2 separate regions of the Homo sapiens genome follow, and region 2 is linked to region 1. A link is a loop called in an ENCODE intact Hi-C map of the cell type or tissue named here. Cell type or tissue: Caco-2. All regions are shown on one strand.

The links. Peaks named below come from ENCODE experiments on the same cell type or tissue, not always from the same donor. Only the 100,000 strongest peaks of a DNase experiment are listed, where the experiment ranks them.
Region 2: a loop joins it to region 1, with 10 times the contacts of the local background. A loop is called at or near these places in 4 of 110 quality-filtered maps.

What each region holds. Positions count from the first base shown.
Region 1 is chr7:39,070,234-39,078,233 of GRCh38, forward strand. The region is part of intron 1 of POU6F2 (POU class 6 homeobox 2); the gene reads left to right. Among named protein-coding and RNA genes, the nearest start is that of POU6F2-AS2, 61 kb to the left of the region's middle. In Caco-2, no CTCF peak of the experiment used is centred here; a DNase peak (open chromatin) is centred at 3,408.
Region 2 is chr7:38,925,426-38,933,425 of GRCh38, forward strand. No RefSeq gene overlaps it. Among named protein-coding and RNA genes, the nearest start is that of VPS41, 20 kb to the left of the region's middle. In Caco-2, CTCF peaks have their summits at 7,309 (motif pointing right) and 7,508; DNase peaks (open chromatin) are centred at 4,326 and 7,356.

The DNA of each region.
Region 1 (8,000 bases):
TGAATTTTCGTAAGATATGGGTTATTGAATTTTTTCCCTAGTTCTATGAGAATAACAGCTTTTTTATGGCCCAGTAAACCTTTTAAAATCTTTTATTTCTAATTCAAAATGTGTCTAGTGCTTAAACTACCAGGCATCTCCCTCCACACTTCTGCTTTTGCCTCCACACTTCTGCTTTTGCCTCCCCACAAAGCAGCCTTTTGGAAGGCACATCAGACCTTGTCATGCCTTGCCCAAAACCCTCAAGTGGTTTTCTCTCATGATTGGAATTAAATTCCACGTCCTTGCAATGGCCAAAAAATGGCCTACTAGATCTGGCCATGGGCCACTTCTCTAGCACCCATGCCCACCCACTTCTCAGCCCCACCAGCCTCCTCTCCCCAAGAGGGCACTAAACAGGCCTCCAGCGCAGGGCCTTTCCCTCCACATGGCCTTGTGATGCTCACATGCCCTTCCCCTCAGGCACTGTGGCTGTGCCCACGGGTCCCTTCACTGTGAGACCTCTCTGATCGCCTTATGTAAGTTACATACCCACACCCCTCCAGGTCACCCTATGCCCTGCTTTGTTTTTGTTCATAATACTCGTTACTACTCAACATCGTATTTACTTATTTCGCTTTTGCCTGTCTCTCCCACTGTAATTTTAGCTGCAAGAGGGCCCTGGACTTGATCTGTCTTGTTCAATGAGGTGTTCCCATCACTTAGAGGAGTGGATGGTATATAGCAGTGGTCCCCGTTTTTGGCACGAGGGACTGGTTTCATGGAAGACAATTTTTCCATAGACTGAGGACAGTTTCAGGATGATTCAAGCACATTACATATATTGTGCATTTTATTTCTTGTATTATTATTACATTGTAATATATAATGAAATAATTATATAACTCACCATAATATAGAATCAGTGGGAGCCCTGAGCTTGTTTTCCTGCAACTAGAAGGTCCCATCTTGGGGTGATGGAAGACAGTGACAGATCATCAGGCATTAGATTCTCACAAGGAATGGGCTACCGAGATCCCTCACACATGCAGTTCAAATAGGGTTTGTGCTCCTACGAGAATCTAATGCCACCAGTGATCCGACAGGAGGCAGAGCTCAGGTGGTAATGCGAGCTATGGGGAGTGGCTATAAATACAGATGAAGTTTCACTTGCTTGCCCACCGCTCTCCTCCTGCTGTGTGGCCCAGTTCCTAACAGGCCACAGACTGGTCTGTGGCCCAAGGGTTGGGGACCCTTGGCATATAGTACTCACTCAATAAGCATGTTGGATAAATAAATAACATTAAAAACACTACCAAAGCCAGGTATGGTGACTGACACCTGTAATCCCAGCACTTTGGGAAGCTGAGGTGGGAGGATCACTTGAACCCAGGAGTTCAAGACCAGCCCAGGCAACATGGTGAAACCCCATCTCTAAAGAAACACACACACACACACACACACACACACACACACACACACACACAATATCAAAGTTAAATGAGAAAAAATTTCTAACAGTCTTTGTGCAACAACAAATCAAACTGTTTTCCACTGGATTTTAAAAATGTATTCAGGGTTTAAAAGTCTATTGAGGTTGACTATTTTTATATCAAAATTTGGGCATTTATTTCCTCGTTTATCTTAACACTAATTCGGATTTTTCTGCTTATTTTAATTCAAAAGATGATTTCTTGCTGATTTACTTTAACGAAGTATTCAGCAGGCTTGATTAGAGTTTTGCTTGGCATACTAAGGAAATAAGTACTCACAAGATTGGAACACCAAGGGCAAGACTTGCAGACAGAGCTCAAATCTCACAGGGCATCAGGACAGGAACCAGCTGCATGGAGAAAGGTAGATACATGGGCCCTTGTAGTTGAGGTATGAGAGAAAGTAGGAGAACCCAGCAATATTTCATCTCTCATTTGTGTTGTGGGGAAACAGAAAACTTTTCAGGCAAAGTGCATGCCCCTGTGGAGTTATAGTGCAGAAGCTCAGTGGAGTAGCATGAAAGAGGATTGATTGTGTAATGAGGCTAAATTCCAGCCGTGGAGGATCAAGCTTTCTTGGGGCACAGGTACATCAGTTCATAGGAACAGACCTCGCTTACATATTAAAATTTGGGTAATTCAGTCAGCATTGAGTTGTTGTCTTTCTTCAATCTATGATGCATTTTTCCCTTAAACAATTTGTCTAAGCAAATTAATGTTAGCAAGTGGATATGGGATAAGCCCCTAAACCCACTTAACAGAGCCAATTGTTTATGAAGACTTCGGCTCACCTGTTTTTACATGCTTTTATGAAGGTGTCTTACTGACTTGTTAAAATGGGTCTGATTTTCCCCTTGACAACACGTTAGCCATTCTAGGTGCTTGAGGATATTAAGTCAGCAATTCTTTACAAATACGCAGGGAGAAACAGCAACTCAGATGCTTCATCTGTTCCATCCAGCAGTGCCAATCTTGAATGGCTGTGTGGAAACCTCGTTTCACTGTGTGAGCTTCAGAGTGTGAGATGGTGGGTTGTCAGTTGCCGATTATCTCCCTAAAATGAGAAACAAAGCCTAGAAAACCAGTCAAAACTCCCTGCGTGGAGCGACATGTTTATTTATTAGCAACCATGATGAGGTCAAGACAGTGCTTCCAAGAGAGGGCATTGTGTTTGTGTGTGCACATGCCTAATCTACATACATAGAACACATTGCGTAAACATGATCAGGGTGCTAAGAAAATGTTATTACTGTGAAAGTAGACAGGCACAAAGAAGATGCCGAATACAATTACTCTCTTCCCTTTGCTGATGTCTACTAGATGGTGACTTTTTTTATGGTAGCTAATGTTTCTAGATCTTTACATTTCTCATTGTCCCTAGCACAACACCTGGTACTGATGAACTGTCAATAAATATTTGTTGAATTGCATCAGTTTTGTCTTAAGTAGGCTCTGATTCAGAGCCATCCCCAATCCATGCAAACTAAAGAGGATGTAAGTAAATATTAATAAAGGCTGGCCTGGTTTTTTAATTGCCCTCAATTTCAAAGGCTAGAGATTTAAAGAAATATTTACTTAAGCCTCTGTTTATAGTTTGAATTGGAAACAAATCTGCAAAATATTTTTAATAGGAGCTAATACAGATAGCTGACGGAATGGGGAGAACCTATTAAAAAAAAAAAAAAAAAAACCTTCTAGTTCATGTTTTCCTGAGCAGCCAAATCCCCAGGAATGAGAAGATTTAGCTAATCTTTCCAATCACATTCTTCCTTCCTCCCCACCCCCATCTCCTTGGAATTATGTTATCTCTGCTCGTCTTAAAAGCTCAGAAGCCTTTTGAATTGGAGTGGCATTCAAAGGACAGTCAAGGGTCACCCTTGGAATATTAAAGGAGAGTGGATTACAAGAGAGGGAGGGACGGAGCAGCTGGCGCTGGGCGCAGCCGTGTACAGACCCAAGGCAGAGAACGAGAGGAAAACTCCATAGTATCTGGTGCTGGCCAAGAGAAAGCTGCCCAGACTGCTGGGAAGCACAGGAAGCAACGCTGGAGCAACCAAGCCACATTAGCAGTTCCCAGCGTGTGCTATTGCAGCTTGGGAACAGAGGGAAGGAAAACACTTATTGGTGAAATCAATTAGGCAGTGGCCTTTTGAACAGAAGTGGACTGGCTTATTTAGAGAATGTGGAGTTGTGAACCTTGTAGAATTAAAAGCCAGATACTGTTTTAATTCAGAGAGAAAATTCTACAGAATTTACAGCCTCCTGATAGTTACTTATTTCTTAAAATCATAAGATGTTAGGATTTATAGAGTTTCCTTCTCAAAAGACTTCTGAGTAATTTTATTTTTAAAAATCTAAATTGGCCGGGCATGGTGGCTTACGCCTGTAATCCTAGAACTTTAAGAGCCCATGACTGGCAGATTGCCTGAGCTCCAGAGTTCGAGACCAGCCAGGGCAACACAGTGAAGCCCCATCTCTACTAAAATACAAAAAATTAGCTGGGCGTAATGGCTCACACCTGTAATCCCAGCACTTTGCGAGGCTGAGGCGGGTGGATCACCTGAGGTCAGGAGTTCGAGACCTGTCTGGCCAACATAGTGACATCCCATCTCTACTAAAATACAAAAAATTAGCTGGGTGTGGTGGCAGGCGTAGTCCCAGCTACTTGGGAGGCTGAGGCAGGAGAATTGCTTGAACACGGAAGGCAGAGGTTGCAGTGAGCCGAGATCACGCCACTGCACTCCAGCCTGGACGACAGAGTGAGACTTGTCCCCCCCTCAAAAAAAAAAATCTAAATTTAAAAAATGTCTTTCTTCTTTTATCTTTTATAGATATCAATTCTTATTTTTGTTTTTCAAATGAAAGCAATAGATATTTAGTGAGAGTTTATTATGTGCCCAGCACTGTCCTAATATTTGAAGTGTGTGGATATAAAGATAGTGTATCCTTTTTAGCAGTGGTTTCTTGTTGAATTTTTTTGGTGGGATGTGGGGTGGGGAGCAGATCAGGCAGCAGATCATGAATCCCTTTAAAATCTGATGAAGGCTAAGGAGCTTCTCCACAATAAACTACACAAACAGTCACACTTTGTCGGAAGGGTCGCGGACAGCAGGGAGCAAGCAATATCAAAATTTCTTATTATTACTAAGCAGTCGGCCTGCTATGAGCACTGTTTGTGAATTATTTATTTAATCTGCTAACCCATCCATCCCATGAGGCATATACTGTTATTACCCCATTTTCCTCTCGGGAAAATGAAGGCTCAGAGAACTGTGCCCTTCAGTGAGTAGAAGGTGAACCCAACTACAGGCTCTTGGGCTCCAGTTCCCAAGCACCCACTCTGGCACCGTGGGACTGGGGTGTGGGGCTGTTCGAGGTCGCAGGTGAGGCTGGCCACAGACTGTCTGTTATAGGTCAAAAGGCATCTCTTTGGAGCTAGACCAGGAAGCACCTGGACACTTAATTGCCACATGACAGAAAATTGTCTTAGCAATTTTACCATCATTATAATGTGAACAACACATTCCCTGGTGTTGAAGTGCCCGGTCCAATGTCACAGCCCAAGAAAGCTAGACCAGGCTCCAAATGGGGAGGGCCTGGCATGGTGGGTTGGAGTTCTGGCCCAACTCAGAAACTACTCTGGAAACAGTCAAGTTTTGAGCTGGATTTTTAGGAATATTAGTCTGTCAGCAGGGGGCAGGATGGATTTTTGTATTTATTTATGGAAATCTGAAACCATAAAGAGCTGGATGGTTTTTGAAGAAAAAGTTTTTCTTCTCAACTTTGTCATCAGAACAGAAGGACAGGATTAGATGTATACACATATTTCATGTAATATTCATTTAAATAAATCTCTTCTTCTTCTAAGAAAAATCCTACCAAGAGAACACTTGTAGTAAAATCACGCTTCTAATACGCTGTGTGTTTGATGATACTGCTCCTGAAGGCCACAGGGAGGCTGGGACCACAGTTAGTGCTGTAGTAGTGCTGGCAGTGGCCAGCTTCCCTCAGTGACATGAAGATGCTTCCAGCTGAACAAGGAGACAGAGCCCAAAGGCTGAGCCCTTGGGGCGTGGTCTCTGTGCACACCTGGGTTCCCCTGGGGCTCTACTGCCTTTGCTTTGTTGGACTAATCCCCGGACTAGCTTGGTAGTAGCTCTTCTCCCATTCAACTTCAGTCCTGGGGGAAAATGAGACTTTCCTTTTCCTTTCCAGTGTAGCTATGACATTCTTCCATCTTGTCCTGTGTTACAAGTAATGCAGTCACACAAGCTGAACTCACTTCTGTTTCTGGAAGCAGCATATGGGTCAGTATGTATGTGTGTGCAGAGTCAGAGAGGTAAGATAGCTGGGTGAGGCCTCGGCTTCATATTATGTAGTTTCAGACACAGCTGAATGTATGCTGAAAATATCAACCAAAGCTAACCTTTGCTCTGAACTTCCCTTTTTCCTTTCCTTTCTCCCTTTTCTCCCTTCCCTTCCCTTCTCTTCCTTTCCTTTCCTCTCTCCTTCCTTCCATTCCTTCCTTTTCCTCCCTTCCATTCCCTCCCTTCCTTCCTTCCTTCCTATCAATCAACCAGTCAAACACACTTACTGAGAGCCTATTTTGTATCAGACATAGTGCCCAGTACTGGGAATTTCAACACATGTCTGCCTGCCAGGGACTCAAACATCTCAGCTGTAGGGTCTAACACCTAAGTGTTTTGGAAAAGTAAATCATTGATAGGTGCAGCAAACCCTCGTGGCACGCATTTACCTATGTAACAAACCTGCACGTCCTGCACATGTATCCTGGAACTTAAACTAAAAATAAATTATATTTTTAAAAAGAAAAAGAAAAAGAAAATGGTTAGCTAACAGACAAAGTATCATGATTGTTATCGCATCTGTGATGCATTGCCAATATGCAATATGGGCAGATCTGTGGAACGCTTTCCTCAAGTACACTAAAGACTCCATGTAAAATAGATGGGAGGAGCCAATATGGTCTCAAAAACTGGGAGTGGGCACTTAGGTCTTCCCCTATCTCCCTTTGAGGTCCTGGAGGCACCTCTCTAAAACCCTCAGGGCTTCTCAGAGCAGTTTTAAAATGCTGGGACTAGAGAACAGGTCTTTCCATTCTGGAAACTATCTCACTTTTGCAAAAGGTTGCAAATGTTGAGATACACACACACACACACACACACACACATTAATTAACAGTCTCTGCTAGAGTTTTTAAGATGCTAGAAAGTAAGCTCTTTTTAGGACAGAGATCAGATGTTCTCTCTTTGTAACTCCCAAGCAACTCTACATTCAAATTGCTAAATGTAAATTCACTTTAATCTGTGTTGTATTCTGATTAAATCCTGATAGCTATTTGAAGCCATCAGATTATGAAGAGTGTATGAATATAGGGTATGCGTATGCAATGTCAATACTGCTGTATAACCCCATTACCAAAAGACCAGATCTAGATGAGCCTGGATTGAACTCATATTGATGCTTTTTCATAAAGGCAGCAGAAATTGAATTGATGGTGCTATTAGGTTGTCAATACCAGTGTCTCCCTTTCTTCCCAGATAAGTATACATGAAGCATGGTTCATACAGTCATTTTAACCTCCTAGGGCCAAAGAAGCTTGTAGAGGTTCAAGGTGAGGATTCCGAGGAGGTGTGTCCAACTGTGTGCTAGATACTTTGTAGAAGTCCAGAACTGGCAAACTCCTGTCTGATTGATTGTTATGTTGTTATTTCAGTCTACAGGTTTGCATTGATGAGCGGTTTGGCTTAATTGCTTGTCTGTGTTTAAATACAGCTGCATCTGTTTTCATTATCAATTGGAGTAGGCTCTAGAGTATAAGCATAGTTAAGAGGACGTGGCATTCATGGTGGGACTTGGAGAGGGATAGAGACCCTGTGTGGATACTGACAGGAGAGGAGGACACTTATCTGAGGTTCAACAAAAAGACAAGAGACCCTTAAACTGCCCATATGTGCACACTCATTGTTAGTAATGAAATAGCATCCTGTTACACCGAAGGAAATCCTATATTTGCTGTATTATTTTTTTTCTTTCAAGATGATTCTGGACATTCACCTTAACCAAATATTCCCTAGATAAAGTATTGGGGATTAGTGGGAATAGCAAATAGTATAATTTGCCTAGGACATCCTTTTAACAGAAGCTCTAGACCTTATTTTACCGTGTAACTAGCTTGCTTGCCTCTAATACAGTGTTCATCTGACTAGGGGTCATCACCCGGTGCAGTGGGTTGTGTTGCAGATGGCCTGGGGCAACACTTGTATGCACAACTATTAGGTTATTTTTGGTAGATAATGGTAGGCCACCAAAACTACCATATGGTTAGAGATGAGTGAGGGTTTGCTACATCGTCCTCAAAGCCTTGCATTCTGGTTATGATGAAAACAAGCTCTCAGACCAAGAGCTGCCACACATTCAGATATTTATTAAACACGCTTTTATTGCCAATTATTTCCAAATAGTTTACTTGACTTGTCTGAAAGCTTAATGAAGTCATAGTTCTCT
Region 2 (8,000 bases), 140 kb before region 1:
GATGGTCCTTCTATCTTTGGAAGCTAGAGCTCTTTTAAGCCACTGGGGTATTATTCCACAGACATGTGATGATTTAACTCTGAGTTAAGCCAGTTTCTTTCTGTGACTAATATTGCCTATAACAACTTTTCCTGCTTCCAGGCTATCATTTGACAATGAAAACAACTTAATATTTTACTATATATCTTCCATAAGTAAGTTGTAAGATAACTTAAAAAAATACAAGGCAATTCTGACTCTTGGAACTAGTTTTCTTGAATCTTTGCAAATTGTTGACCTGCTTTGTGAAAGACATTCAACTCTGATGCTGCTTTCCCTACAGTTATTTTAAAGTGTTTTTTTGTTGTTGTTGTTGCTGTTTTTAGAGACAGGGTCTCACTATGTTGTCCAAGCTGGAGTCTAGTGGTGTGATCATAGCTCACTGCAGCCTTGAACCCCTGGGCTCAAGCCATCCTCCAGCATCAGCCTCCTAAGTAGCTATGACTATAGGCAGGCACCACTCTGCTCAGATTCTTACAGTCATTTGACAGAGCATGCTACTTACGTTGTTCTACAACCACTTATATGAACTGCCTTTGAGGTTCTGTTTTCTGAATGTACAGTGCCAATCTCAGAACATTCAAACTATAGGCACTTATTGTTAGGTCCCTAGGACTTTTTGTTTTATTGTTTTCATGGCCAAACTCTTTACAAAACAAATTGGCAAAAAATCATTAAATATGCAGAGCAAATTTGGATTCTTAACAGAAAAGGTTAATCACTCCAAGTGCTAAGTAGAATTAATTTTATCCTCCAAAGAATTAAAAGTACTTGAAAGTCTTACTGATAGGTAGATCATCTCAGTGTATCTGAAAGGTTTTTCTTTGTTTGTTTTGTTTTTACTTACTGCACCCCACAGTAAGAAATTTGCTCTATATCATAACCTAGATATTGACATGTATATTGAAAGAGTATACACACACACACAGAGAGACATAATTGAAACAAAATATCCATGAAATAATACTTACCTTTAGTATAAGTGATGCAAACTGACATTGCTAATTTTTTTTATTCTATTCTATTCTATACTATACTACCCTACAACATTCTAGTCACTATTCATTAAGTTGATTTCATAATCTGCAATTGGGGAACAATCTGCAATTTGAAAAGTACTGGATCATGTTTTAAAAAAAAAATACAAAAATAAGGCAAGTGAAGTAGAGTGGAGTAATTAGTTTTTTACTTTCTGGAACATTTTCGTGACGTTGTAGCCTTTAATTTCTAGGTGTTGCTGGTTGGGCTCAATCACCAGGACTTCCTACCTTCAAGGTGAGCATGTGAGCAAGTTGAACCAATTATAATACATTTCCTTTGGACACAGTAATTCTTCTGAGGACTTTTTTCTTTTCTTTTCTTTTCTTTTCTTTTCTTTTCTGTTTTGAGATGGATTCTCGCTCTGTCACCCAGGCTGGAGTGCAATGGTGTGACTTCAGCTCACTGCAACCTCTGCCTCCCGGGTTCAAGCGATTCTCCTGCCTCAGCCTCCTGAGTAGCTGGGATTACAGGTGCATGCCACCAGGCCCAGCTAATTTTTGTATTTTTACTAGAGACGGAGTTTCACCATGTTGGTCAGGCTGGTCTCGAACTCCTGACCTCGTGATCTACCCACCTCAGCCTCCCAAAGCGCTCAGATTACAGGCATGAGTCACCACGCCTGGCCCTAGGTAAGGACTTTTAACTCAAGGTGTGCTGATCAAAACTTCGTCGCTGAAATGAGCATGGAAGAGAACCTCTTTCTTCTGGGCTCACCAACCTGAAAGAATGTGAGTCTGCGCTGTTTGCCGCCACCTTCATCTTGCTTTCGTGGGGAAAGCCTGACTGAATAATGAAGCCAATCGGGACTGCTCTGCTGAGGACTGGCAAGGGAGAGAGAGAGCCCTGGGATAAATGCTTGAGCAACTGGACCAAACTGTGAAGAATTCTAAAATCATCTTTTATTTACCAGGTACATGAGACGATCTAATTTTCTTTTCTTTTCTTTTCTTTTCTTTTTTTTTTTGACAATGTCTTGCTCTGTCGCCCAGGCTAGAGTGCAATGGCTGGATCTCGGCTCACCGCAACCTCCACCTCCCAGGTTCAAGCAATTCTCCTGCCTCAGCCTCCGGAGTAGCTGGGATTACAGGCATGCGCCACCACGTCCGACTAATTTCAGTTTTCTCACTTGCCAAGTGTAAGAGTCCTGATAATACGGTAACAGAGATGGACACAGAGGGCTTGATATTTGTGACGTAAGTGAGAAGACCACATAACTGTGTCCGTACTGAAAATATTAATAAAGCCTATCTTCTGTCTCTCTTCTATCATCCCTGAGTAAATGGGCTGTTTAGTGACTTATACGACAGGATAGTATATTTTTTAAAATGTAAGTATTAATTTATATGTTCTTCCCTCTTCCTGCACCAGTTCTTTTACCCCTTGTCTTCTCCCGTGTTGTCAGCTTGGCATTCTTTACTCATTTCCTCAGGAAAGGAATGATACAGCAGAAATGCAAAGTCTTGTATTTTCATTTTCAATTGCGCAGGCGTCAGGAGAACATGAAAGAGATTTGATGAATAAAAATCTTTGTAACTCTAAGACCAGAAAGGAATCCCTAGGTTGAGGAGTATGAAGAATGGAGGGAACATGAAGTGGGAGAAAGCTGGGAGAAGCCAGAGGCAAAGCTTTCCCGTTCTGCTCCAGCTCCTGGTCCCATGAACAGAGTCCAATGCTGATGCCTAGGGACTTCCTGGCTCCATTCAGGTGAGGACCATACATCCCCTGTGCTGAGGAATTTTGTTAATTGTTTTTGCATTGAGGCTCAGTAAGAATTTTCTTGCAACAGCAGCTAGCACATCACTTGCTGAGTGTCTGGTGTCCCAGTATCTCCTCTAACCCTGGGTAGACAGCACCCACCAGGATGCACAAAAGCCCCCCGAAGTACAGTGTGAGGCCTTTGATGCACAGGAAGACATTAAAGTCCACTGCATACAGACTTAGATGAAACAAACTGTTACCAGCCAGAAATCGCTCTAGGCTAGGTAGTCATAAAAAAAACCCTATCTGACTTCTAACCCCATTCCCACCCCCAACACACACCATGACCACCACCACCTTTACTTGATTACTATACACTTTTCTAAATAGGGATTCAGTCCATTAGTACTACACTATTTTATACATTTTTGTTTCATGGCTTCTCAACAAACGTCAAACCAGTATTACTTAAGCCCAATGCTAAGTTCCCTGTCCTCATGTGACTCTCACCATGCGTCAGGCGGTGCAGAAATGCATGTAGTTCATCCCATTATATATGGTAAGTGCTGTCAGGTTCAAAGGGCTGATGGAATAGGGTTGGGCTAGGTGGCCTCTCAAGGCCCCTTCTATCATTGGAGAATTTTTATTTGTTGTTTAATAACTATTACCCTGCATTATCATAACTTTCATTCTGGTTTAGCCATAAACATTCAACCTGCAGAGTTCAGTGGAGGAGTTTTCCTATACTGTTTTCTGAAGGGTAAAATTTGGCATTAATTACAGATAAAAACCAGGTGCAGTGGCTCACACCTGTAGTCCTAGCTACTGGGAAGACTGAGGTGGGAGGATTACTTGAGCCCAGGAATTCAAGGCTGCAGTGAGCTGTGATGGTGCCACTGCACTCCAGCCTGAGTAACAGAGCAAGACCCTGTTTCAAAAACAAAACAAAACAAACCCCTAGAGTGAATGATGCACGTAAGAGCCTCTGAAAGAGCACTCCCTTAAACCTCCCCCTGTCCCCATTGACAAAATCCAACAGAAGTGTGGCGCGGGTCCCATCTGCTGCAGGTGCTCTTCACGGGATCTGACCCCTTCAATCATGGCCTTGCCAACCAGATAGCCACTTCCTTCATTACAGTTTCCACTCCAGTGCTGGTATCAATCCTCTCCTTTTCATAGAAATAGGCTGCCCTTCCTATTCCCTCCCTTTCTCCCCAAACTCCTTCAATAATTGGCACTAACCCAGAGACCCGAGGCCCCATACTCACCCTTGGACAGCCCTTGATTATGGAGCTACAGAGTGACTACGTCAGACGTCAAATCCTAATCTCTTCAGTTCAGCTCCACGCCACTAAGTGGTGCTTGAAAGAGACTGTTTAAGTACATGGCTTTGTGGTGTTTTTTTTTTTTTTCCCCTACTTCTTCTCAGTGAATCTTTCTAAAGAAATGCATTTTGAGCTAAGAGCCTCTTCCAAAGTGAAGGGTATATTTGTAGATTTCAAGGAACTAAAAACCAGGCCGCCACCTGCCAGGGTAGTTAAAATGGAGCCGAACAGCACTCCTGGGGGAGGGGCCTGTCCTGATTAAGGAAGTGACTCAGCTTCCTAATTCATTGGAGAAATGAATTTTTCAGAAAGGAAGACATACTATTTTGAAAAGATTATGTAACATTCCAAAGACATACACTTTGAAGTAGAGAATTCTAGTTGGGTGACTGCATTACAAAATAAGTTAATAATTGAAATGACCACATCTTAATAACAAGCAAAGCATTTCCCTGAACAATAGTTTTTCTACATTCTTTTCATTCTGTGGACTCAGAGAGGTCTTTTGATGGATCATAAGCCTTTTATAAACCCATGACCCAGATTTAGAAAAGCTGTAATCACCGCATGCTGACCTTTCATAATAAGCATGCTCTATCCTTCCACGCCCCCAGCCCCAGAATGAACTCTAAAGCAGAAAATTTAGATAGCAGGAACTACATGCACTAGAATTTATAACCAAAGTTTCACATAACCCTGTCACATTTTGGCAATAAATTAACTGGTGAGATGCCATATTAAGTGGAACATATTCCTGTTGATTGTCAAGGACTAGATATTGAGCTTATTTGAGTGCCTTATTGATTTATATTTGCTTTATAGCAACACCGGATGGCTCCTCTCCTTTAAGACAACAAAATTAACCTTATTCTCTTCACATATCTGGCAGCAACTTTATCACCTTAATATGTTCCAAGGTTGGCACTGAAGAGAGAATATTTAAATGGGAAGGACTGGCTGTCCAGCCCTGGCTGCCTCCCTTGGCAGAGGCCATTTTTACACATCAGTGTAGACAGTTGTCAAGCTTTCTTGGAATCCGGGTTAAAGGAAGAGATGAGTGAAAACAGGAAAGGCTGACCTGCAACCATTAATCAAGGCTCAGTTTCCAAGTTCTAATTTCCTATAGAGGAGTAGTCTTACCTTATTCCCATAGGACATTATATTAGAACACAAATGCCCAACATCAGAGTGAGAGATACAGTGTTTGGGTCTTTTCCCTGCATGATCACCGATGATAAATATAGCCATAAAAATTTCTACAAATGTATCACATTCACATATGGTTGCTTCTCAAATTCTCTTAACATCTTGTTGAGTTAGTCATGATCCTACCCCATTCCTACTTAAAATATTCTACTAACTCCCCTTCATCCACAAGATAAAATCTAAATTCTTTGGCATGTCATTGAGGTCCCTTCAAGAAGTACAATAAAAATAATTCAGGAACCAAGTTGCTCAGTGCTGTAACTTTTTATTTGTGTTCATTTCCCTTCTAGAGGAGTGGTCCTTAAGGGCACGGTTGTAGTCCTGTCTTGTTTCTGCCATTTTTCATTCACATGACTTGGGAGAAACAACTCAATGTTTCCACATAAGGAAACCCAGTTTTAGAAACAATTAGTTTTCCAAGGTTACACAGATGGAAAAGAGCAGAGATGAGATTGAGGCCCAATCTGTTTGACACCAGAATCAAGCGCCTCTCTGTTCCTGAGTCAAGTCACTGAAATTTACAGAAATTAGGATCTAGCTTATTGTTAGTTTTATGAGTCCCTCTCCAAACACAGCCTCCAGAGTTAAGCATCTGGCAGTGCATTGCTACATAATTAGCATCCCCATGTATCTTGATTAATGATCAAGTTAATGACTTTCATTTCTCAGATGAGAAAACTAAAATTCAGGGAAGTTACAAGGCCACACAGTTATAGGGATGAAATGCAGCAGAGCCAGGATTAGAACCCCAATCTTTTGATTCTTAGTCTAGTGTGCTGGCCATGCCATATACTAATCATATACTTAAAATTTATAACTGGGGAGAGATATAATTGAGAATAAAAGCATGAATATTTAAATTTTCTAAAAGAAGTTTTTTTTTTTTTTTTTTTTTTTTTTTTTTGAGACAGAGTCTTGCTCTTATTGCTCTGGCTGGAGTGCAGTGGTGTGATCTCGGCTCACTGCAACCTCCACCTCCTGGGTTCAAGTGATTCTCATGCCTCAGCCCCCCAATTAGCTGGGATTCTTGTGCCTCAGCCTCCCAAGCAGCTGAAATTACAGGCACATGCCACCTCACCTGGCTAATTTTTGTAGTTTTAGCAGACATGGGGTTTCGCCATGATGGCCAGGCTGGTCTCAAACTCCTGGCCTTAAGTGATCCACCCACCTCAGCCTCCCAAAGTGCTGGGATTACAGGCATGAGCCACCATGCCCTATCAGAGAAGAGATTTCTTGGAGAGAAATTCATCTTACTCCTCTATTGTCAGGATTGAAAAAATATCCTTTATACTTTTAAACCCACTATCATACTTTTTAAACAGGATTTTTAAATAAAATCTATGCTTCCCTGTAGATTAGTAAAGCTAGATTTTAACAGGTAAACTAGAAGGGGTTAGAATTTAAGACACTTCAGGTAAATATAAAGGAAATCTATGTTTATTGACTCAATCCTTAGGATATCAGAATGAAAATATATGTGTGTGCATGTTTGTGTATTATTCTCCTAGCCATTTTTCCTCCCTTCAATGCCCAGATCACCTACCTGAAAACATGGTGGAAAGTCCAGAATTTACAGTAGATTTCTTAGTGCTTGACTTAAGTAGAATAGAGGAAAGGCACAACCTAAAAAGCCAAGTGTGCCCTTAGCAAAAGCAAATGTATTTGTTTGGTTTTTCTGCCCACTATAATTTCAGGAACTCTTACTCATCTAACACTGAAAAAAAAATATACAGCTTTAAGCTTAAAAAAAAAAAAAAGAAAGAAAGAGAAAAGAAAGAGAATTTTCTCCTCCCCAGTGCTTGTAATACCCCATTAAAAGCTTGGGAATAAAACTTCCTTCCCTATCAATGTTGTCCTTTTCCATTAAGCAAATATTGATTTCCTCTCCTTCCTTCCCCACCTCTACCCCCCTTAGATACGGGAGTCCAAATTACCATTGGCTCTTTTTGTTTACTTCCTTCTTTGTGTACTAACAAGGCTGAGTGTTTGTGTATTGCCTGCTGCTAGGCAGCCAACAGGGGGCGCTCACTGCATATTTTGATGAGGGGAAAAACGATTGGATTCAAAATAATCTTCAGTTTTCCTTGCACTTTCAATGCAAAAGTAAAGACTATAGTTCTCACACACAAAGGTTTTGCAAATGTGTTCAGAAGCAACGTGAGGAAATGTCTAGGTCAGGGAAGGAGGCCTTAGGGAGAGCCAGTATTTATACATGGAATGGGGATTTGAAGTTCCTAGGGACTTGGGTCCCTGAATGATTTGGGTCATTGATCATCAATTACACCTAAATTTTCTGGGCTATAATGACTAAATTTATTGGGCAATTTATCAACTTCTCACTTTGTGTACTTGGACACAGACTGAATAGTCAGAAAATATGTTCTAATTTTGCTTTCCCCCCGTTACTCTGGAGCGTCTCTTAGCATTTAGTTTAGGCTGCTCCATGTATAGGATGCAGAATGGAATCCTGTATTCCCACCGACAGTTTCTCCTAAGAATAAACTTCTCGGTGTCAAAATGGCAAACGAAAATAATAATGACACTTCGGGGTATATAAAATTTTAAGAACAGTCATACATTATAAGATCAAGGAAAAGCTGGGGAGGTGTTAGAATTTTAAAGTAACTCTTATCTACTTTGATTCAGATTCGATTTCAATTGAGAAAATTCCTAAAAATAAAACAACATGTA